2 separate regions of the Homo sapiens genome follow, and region 1 is linked to region 2. Evidence: chromatin contacts called from ENCODE Hi-C or POLR2A ChIA-PET data. All regions are on one chromosome and are shown on one strand. Each heading gives the region's core, a stretch centred on a gene start or an enhancer-like site at or near the end of the contact. The rest is flanking DNA. Distances are from core to core; before and after follow the strand shown. Region 1 overlaps PDE4D (phosphodiesterase 4D). Region 2 overlaps PDE4D (phosphodiesterase 4D).

Region 1 (3,983 bases), core at 339-2,838, 55 kb after region 2:
CCCCACAACAGGCCCTGGTGTGTGATGTTCCCCTTCCTGTGTCCATGTGTCTTAGTAGTAAAACCAAGAAATAATCTCATCTGATTTTAATGCAAATTACACCCATTTCCAAACATGCTGGCTTTTTAAAACAATATTTTTTATTAAGATTTACAATGGAATTTCAAAAATGCAGCCATTTACACTAGGTTGATTCTTATTTCACTTTATGTACATGAGTGGTTTTTCAGCTTTAAAGTTTTAAAGAATTCAGCTCAGTATTTTGGTGTTTCAGCACTTTCTATTTTGAAAATGAGCCAAATATTGATGTGGTCAGATCTATGATCCCTCAAACCATTAAAAGTTATAACTCTGTGATAAATATAATGTAGCAGTGTTCCAAATTGGCAACTCATATTAAGTTTAAGAATAGGAATTACCTACAAAAAATTTCCAAGTCACCATATATCTGTCTCTGTGATAATGTCATGCTCCCTAGCGATGCTCTCAAATGGTAGAATGAGTCACTGGCCCTTGTCTTTTCAAATTTTATCCATGAAAATAAAAGTAAACTGCTAAAGATAATCTAGAATTTTGTACTCTAGCAGGTTTCAAATATAATTGCTTCTGTGTTTTTTGGTATAAAGTTGCTCCCATGGAGATTATAATTCTGATTTTTTTCCTATTCTATGCATTTCAAGAGCTAAAATAAGTGTGGGAAAGGATATCTATATATATCTATACCTCTATACGTATTCCAACTAAGATAGTGAAGGGTTTAACTTTGTGTATTACTTAGACCTAATAATTACATATATATATATATATATATATATATATCTCCAAGATTTTAAAGTATTAGGTAATAAGTGCACATAAGATTTCGTACTTTTTGTCGTTTTCTTCTTTTAAATTATGCATCAGATTTTCTTGTCTCCAATTGCTGAGGGTGTATCTTCTCTTCTTATTTGCTATCAACATTATGACTAAAAATATATCCTCCAACATGTCTAAAAGTCTTATTTTAGATAGGTGGATTTCAAACCTTGCTTTGCTTATGGGTAAATTAGGCAAAGAGAGGGTGCTGTGGTGGAGGAGCTCCATCGTCCTCCATCTTCAACCTTGAAGAGCTCAATTTGGAAACCAGTGTGGTAGCCCTGTATAGTGAAAGTCATTTACTAACTTCTCTTCCATGGCAACCACAGTAAATATTATGCTACAATGTGGACTCTAAAATAAGAGATTAAAAGCTAATATTGATCTATGAATGTATGACAATAATAGCACCACGAATAAACCCAAGTCCAACACTTTATTGCGTCTCCCCCAGAAATCATGTGTTGAAGTCCTAACTCCTCGTACGTGAGAATGTGACCTTACTGGAAATAGGATTGTTGCAGGTATGATTCATTAAGTGAAGATGAGGACATATTGCAAGAGAGTAGGTCCCTAATCCAGTGTGCCTCACGCCTTTATAAAAAGAACACCATGTGAAGAGACAAACACGTACACAGAAGGAACACTATGTGAAGACTGGATGGATGCTGCTACAAGCAAAGGAACTACCAGAAGCTACAAGAGAGAACTGGAACAGTTCCTTCCCTAGCTCCTTTACAGGGAGCATGGCCCTGCCAACACCTCGATCGTAGAATTCTCACCTCCATAACTGTGAGACAACACATTTCTGTTTAAACCACTCTGTTTCTAGTACTTTGTTTCAGCAGAAAACTCATACACCACTCATTCCTCAATTTTCTGCATTCTGACTTCAACTCCTACCATACCAATGAAGTGCTTTTCACTAAGTAGTGGCCTCTTTTCAAGTCAGTCAGCTCATTCTACTTCTAGCTTTTCAACTACTGACTTTCCCTTTATAAAGCCTCTCTTGATCATTATTTTCTGATTTTTTTTTTTACTAACAGTTCTGAATACTCCTCATTTCATTCCTTCAACAATCATTGAGAGTTTATGTGTCATGTAAAAAAAAGAATTCTTCGATGCCTAAAAGTTTCTATGTTAAAGGAACATAAAGTTGGGTGGGAGAGAGAAGTAAATCAATGAGTAGATTTTCATTGTACACAGTATGAGAATAAACAGGAAGCCCTCTTAAGCCCATTCTACAGGTTTAGGCAGACATCCTTTTAAAAGATGATATATCAGATATGAGCTGGAACATGAGGAGGAGTTACCTTGACAGGAATGGAAGATGTAAGACCTGAGCCAAGAGGAAGAGGGTGTTCTAGGCAAAAACAGCAAAGAAACAAAGGCTCAGAGACAAGAGAGAATCATGAACGCCAGAGAATTGTGATGAAAACTGTGTGCAGAATGAAAGAGAGGACCTGACAAAAGAACAGAACAGGCGTCGGGTTCTGATGGGCCATATATGCCATGTTACAGCTTGGCCTCTATTCTGAAAGCAACAGATAGTCACTGAAAAGTCTTAAGCAGGAAATATATATTATCATATTTATCCTCTAGAAAAAAATGTTCTGAGCATTGTGTGAAAAACAGATTAGTGGGAGTAAGCAAAGCCAAACACAGAGGATACAGTCAGGAGGTGGTGGTAATATTTCAGAAGACAGATGATGGTGGCTGCTATGGTTTGAATGTTTCTCCCCTTCCAAAACTCATATTGAAATTTAATAGTCATTGTAACAGTATTAAGAGGTGGGACCTTTAAGAGGTAATTAGGTCATGAGGGCTCCACCCTCATGGGAGGCATTGGTGCCCTTATAAGGGCAAGTTCAGTCCCTTCTTGCTCTCTCCTGCCCTCTCACTTTCCGCCATATGATGTCACAACAAGAAAGCCCTCGCAAGATGCTGGCACGTTGATATTGGACTTTCCAGCTTCCAGACTGTAAGAAATGAGTTTCTGTTCATTATAAATTACCCAGTTTTAGGTATTTTGTTATAGCAACACAGACTGACTTAGCTTAACCTAAAGTAATACCCATGTATATAAAAAACTTTGGAGAATACTAGAGGTGAAACTGATATGACTTGACAATTGATTGGACATGAGGGATAAATAAAACAATTCAAAATGATTATCAAGTTTCTGGCTTGTACAATTTAATAAAATCTGATGTCACTCATTCAGACTGAAATATGGGGGAGGAGAAAAGGGGGAGGTGGTAGAGCAGATTGGATGAGATGGGAAGGGAATGGAGGCAAGGAGGCTCTCTTGGACACATCAGTGAGTTTGGACATCTTGTGCAGACATATCTAAAATATAAGCCTAGGGTCTAGGATATCCAGATGAAAGACTGATAAAGGGAATGCCTGAGAAGGCATGGATGTGAAGAAGACCACCAGCATATCACAATCATCTGTGGAATTTCTGAATAACTTAGGTGCCTGGGCCCCAATCCCTAGTAATTCTGATTCAGATGATCGAGCATAGCAAGCGGATGGCTGCATTTTAAAAGGCTTTGCAGGTGATTCTGATGCATAGCCATGGCTAAATACCTCTGGAATATGGGGTAACAGCAGAAAGTGCTGACGAAAGAACACTGCCATTTCAGTGGTAGGCAGAGGATCAAGAAACCCCAAAGAAAACTGACAAACTGCAGGCTGTTAGCTAGGAGCCCATGGAGGAATAGACTGTTTTATGCACAGAGAGTGGCCTACACTCTTCAAATACTGAAGAGAATCTGAGTAAAACAAAGACTAAGAAAAAATTTCCTGGATTTAGCACTAAAAATGTCAGTATATTTGGTGTAGGAAAGTGCAAAATTGAGAGTAGATGCAAAATTATTTGGCTGTTAGAGGGAGGAAGGCAGTAGGCAGAGGAGGACCCATGAAAATTTGCTTTAGCACTGTTATGCTTTGCTTTTTGAAGGAAGTGTTTTAAGTATGTTTAAATACCCATGTTAAAGACTTAGTCCATGGCTAAAGCTGGTGATCCAAGACAAGTGGCAGGTGAAGGAGCAAGTCAACTGAAAAGGCAGAAGCAGGTGGGACTCAAGGTACAGGAGCAGATTTCTACCTCAAACAGAAATAGG
Region 2 (3,890 bases), core at 297-2,796:
TGTACATTTATTCTAATTACTTTTAGAAAGAAGTAGTACATCAGTAATATGGTCTCAGTGTTAAAATATTTTAAAAGGGACCAGGCATGGTGGCTCACGCCTGTAATTCCAGCACTTTGGGCAGCCGAGGCAGGCAGATCACCTGTGGTCAGGAGTTTGAGACCAGCCTGACCAACATGGCAAAAACCCGTCTCTACTAAAAATTCAAAAAAATTAGCCAGGCATGGTGGCATATGCCTGTAATCCCAGCTATTTGGGAGGCTGAGGCCGGAGAATTGCTTGAACCCGGGAGGCAGATGTTGCAGTGAGCTGAGATCGCACCACTGCACTCCAGCCTGGGCAACAAGAGTGAAACGCTGTCAAAAAAAAAAAAAAAAATTAAATAAAATGTAGATTAACTCCTGAAAGTGAATACTGTACATGTTTGCATGCATTTTATTCTTTGTACCTTGTGACTGCTGGCTACTTACTGCCTTCCTCCTGATACCAGTTTTTCTCTACTGCATATGTCAATAAATGTTTAGAAATGCTTGAAGAATACAGAGAAAGCCCAAAGTGTTTTTTGTTTTGTTTTGTTTTGTTTTGTTTTTTTCAGAAATGCATCTAAGTGTCTCCTTACAAAATGAGAGAATTCATTGATTAGCCATTCTTTGGACATGCTCTTAAACGTCCTCTACCAGAAGGAATTTCATATTCCTATCACAAAAGGGAAATTGCTTATTCTTATGTTTATAACACCAGATCTTTTATTTGATATATACTATGTGTATATATTATACAAATAAGCTCTTTATAAAAGATAACCATGAAGGAATTATTTCCTGAAACGGCAAAATATAAATTTGCCTGTAAAATCAGAATGCCCTAGCCAATCTTTTGAGATTTGACCAGGATGATCCTGTGGGTAAGGAAACTAACCCTTTCAAATTGCATGAAAATTAGAAGACAAATGAAGATGTTGTGAATGGAAATTCATTTCCAAATAAACCACTGGGATAAAAATCATTAGAATAATGCTAGTTTCAAAATCTATGTTTTTCCGTCTCTTTGTCACTCACAATTATTTCAAATATGTTCACTTTAAAGTACAGTATATATACCTAGTTAGGTTGAGTCATGTTTTAGAAAAATTCCTTAGAGTTTGTTTTTAAGCAAAACAGGACTGTTTTAAACAAAGCAGAACCTTAACAGGAAACTGATAACAGTGGCCAAGAAAAGCATCTTATTTTCTATTTTCTGTGTATTAGAAAGAAACCCTATTTCTCACTTCCTCATATGGTAATTATATCTCGGTGGAATTGAATCCTCAGGACAACAGGGCATGTTATTGTGAGATATTTTACACCTGGCTTAACCATTCTGTAAAATCAGAGATAGTGACTAGCCCAGAGGCTCTGTCTCACTTCCTTCCGGTGTTGCTTAGCTATTGATAAATATTAAGGTGCATGTGATTTGGCTGCTAAAATGAAGAAAGGATGTCAGAAGGCTATCAGTTTGCTGAATCAAACAGCATTGCCACAGGGCTCCAAGCTGGCAGGGCCCCTCTGGGCATTGCCAGGTCACCAAGGAAGTGGCTGGGTGAGGTGGCAACAGGTGTCAGACATGCTGCTGAGCAGATGATCTCAGCAGGCCTGAGGACAGAAGAGAAGGTTACCACACAAAGTGCTTAGCTGTGACCGCAGAGGAATTTCAGCATCAAAGGAATTTGAGTAGAAAAAGGTTTCAAATTTCAGTTAACCCAGGGTTGAAGCAGCAGGACTCATTGATAGAAAGAGAGAAGCAAATAAAAGCCCACACTAGTTAACATAACTCTCAAATAAGAATGCAATTATCTGCAGCCACAGTAGCCCATGGAAAGATATCCCTAACCAGTCATTCAGTTGAGACATAGGGACATCACCTGGGTGGAAAGGACCCTTACAGGTTGTGAAGGAATTATAAGTGACCATTAGTGAGTGGTCACTATGTACCAGACACAGCTGTAAGTGCTTTATGGCCATTAATTCATTCCATCTTCACAACAACACTCTGAGGTAAGTATTCATATTTGCCTTATTGTACAGAGGTAGAAATGGAATCATAAAAAAGTGAAGACATCAGCCCTAGCTGATACAGCAAGTACAGAGGAGAGCCAGAATATAAACCTAAGAAGTCTGTCTGTATAAACCATGCTCTTAGCCACCAAGTTTCACCATCCCTCACAGGGAGAAAACTGCAGAGCAGAAAAGTTCTGGTCTTACTCCTAAGAAGAGATGCACATTACATACATGAAAAGATACCAAACATGACAACATAGAAAATGATGGATGCCAAGTGAGTGCCAGGAACTATAGAGCTGTTGAAAGAGATTCATTGCAAAACAGGTTGGAATAAGCAAGACAAACTTGAGAAGTGGATTCTCACATTGAGTGTGAACAAGCAGGGGCAGTGTGATGTGGAGGAAGGGAGCATGTACTCTACAGGCTTTAGCTTCAGAGGGGCTTGGGTTCAAATCCCAGCTCTGCCACTTACAAGTCATGTGAGCTTGGGGAAGTTACTTATTCTTTGTTTTCTAGTTTTCCTATCTGCAGGGATAGAAAAATGCTATTTCAAAACACTATTCATGAAGATCAAGCAAAATTAGTTATAAGCAGGTCTCAGCATACTTGGTACAAGGTACACATTTAATATGTGTACTATTATCCAACTAGGGAGAGATAGAAAGGGAGCTTCAGGTGAGAGGAACAGCATAAAAAATGATCCGCAAAAGCCAGAAATAAAACTTCTATGAGCTCAGTTCAAGCTGACTGGGTAGGTAAATGTCTGCCATGAACTTGGAAGTGAGAGAGAATCTCCCTTGGACACTCATTAAGGGGCCTCAAAGCCATGAAGAGTTGCCATGTGGTCCTTCCAGTCAATAAATAATTTTGTCCAAACACGAGTGGAAGAAAAAATTAAGAGACACCCGGATGGGGAAAACCCATTCTCTTTTTGGTGAGACAATCTAGCCAGAAGGACACTCTCGCCAGCTAGAGCTCTGCATATCCAAACAAGCACAGGTAAAGTGGAAGAACTGACCAGAAGAGGAGAAAACATGAATTAATTAATTAATCAAAGAAACACCTGTAAGGTTCCAAGTAGGTGGCAGGTAGGCTGAGTGTTAGTGTATCCAGTCAGGCAGGTGGTGATGACAAAGGGCCCCCAGGAAACTCCCATTTGTGTGAGTGAGAAAGGCAAGAAAACAGCATGCACAATGCTACTTGAGGAGCGATGTTTGAAAAAGTGATGCACAGGTTGCAGGGGATGCACAGAAACTAGGGATGCAGCACTGGAGTGGGGTGAGAAGCTTCCAAGAAGAGACAAGCCTTCTGATGGGTCTCAAAGGAAGAGGAGGGTCTCACCAGGCAAAGGGGTTGGGGGACACATTCTAGTCAGAAGGAACACCATGGACAAAGGTTGATGAATGAAGCAGAATGATATCTTTAAGAAGCTGCAAAACACTTTCCACCAGGAGGGTGCAGCTGGGGTGTGGCACATGAGGTTGTGAAATCAGGTCCTAAAGAGGCTGGAAGAATGTGTAGGAAGGAGATGGGCTCCGCTTGGCTCTTAGGTCTCTGCAGAAGGAAAGAGAAGGAGAATGGGACAGGTGGTGAGACTGGAGGCCTGTACACTATTTAGAAAGTTACTGGGCCAGGCACAGTGGATAATGCCTATAATCCCAACATTTTGGGAGGCTGAACCAGGAGGATCGCTTGAGCCCGGGAGATCAAAACCAACTTGGGCAACATGGAAAAACCCTATATTTACAAAAAAATAAAAAATGAGCCAGGCATGTTGGTTTGCACCTGTAGTCCCACCTACTTGAGAGGCTGAAGTGGGAGGATGCCTTGAGCTCAGGAGGTTAAGGCTAC

Evidence for each region. A loop is a pair of places that touch in the nucleus more often than their neighbours do. ChIA-PET counts read pairs that join two places held with the same protein, here RNA polymerase II (POLR2A). Pooled maps may share reads with other maps.
Region 1: a map of gastrocnemius medialis shows a loop between it and region 2 (10-fold over the local background). The contact joins two enhancer-like sites. A Hi-C loop is called at or near these places in 1 of 168 maps with a recorded cell type or tissue (gastrocnemius medialis), 5 of 37 single-sample maps with no recorded cell type and 4 of 50 pooled maps. POLR2A ChIA-PET finds 5 or more read pairs at or near these places in 2 of 52 experiments (GM12878 and OCI-LY7).

What each region holds. Positions count from the first base shown.
Region 1 is chr5:59,616,128-59,620,110 of GRCh38, forward strand. All of the region lies in intron 1 of PDE4D (phosphodiesterase 4D), which reads right to left. Among named protein-coding and RNA genes, the nearest start is that of MIR582, 86 kb to the right of the region's middle. Within about 2 kb of position 1,589, at least 2 of the 41 ENCODE cell types and tissues checked have a DNase peak (open chromatin) inside an H3K27ac peak, as active enhancers do; they include gastrocnemius medialis, where a contact is called at or near this core.
Region 2 is chr5:59,561,570-59,565,459 of GRCh38, forward strand. The region is part of intron 1 of PDE4D (phosphodiesterase 4D); the gene reads right to left. It overlaps LOC107986347 (a long non-coding RNA gene), which reads right to left. Exons shown (of 2, transcript XR_001742409.2): 1 at 1-3,890. Among named protein-coding and RNA genes, the nearest start is that of MIR582, 140 kb to the right of the region's middle. RefSeq lists an enhancer at 1,329-1,979. Within about 2 kb of position 1,547, at least 11 of the 41 ENCODE cell types and tissues checked have a DNase peak (open chromatin) inside an H3K27ac peak, as active enhancers do; they include gastrocnemius medialis, where a contact is called at or near this core.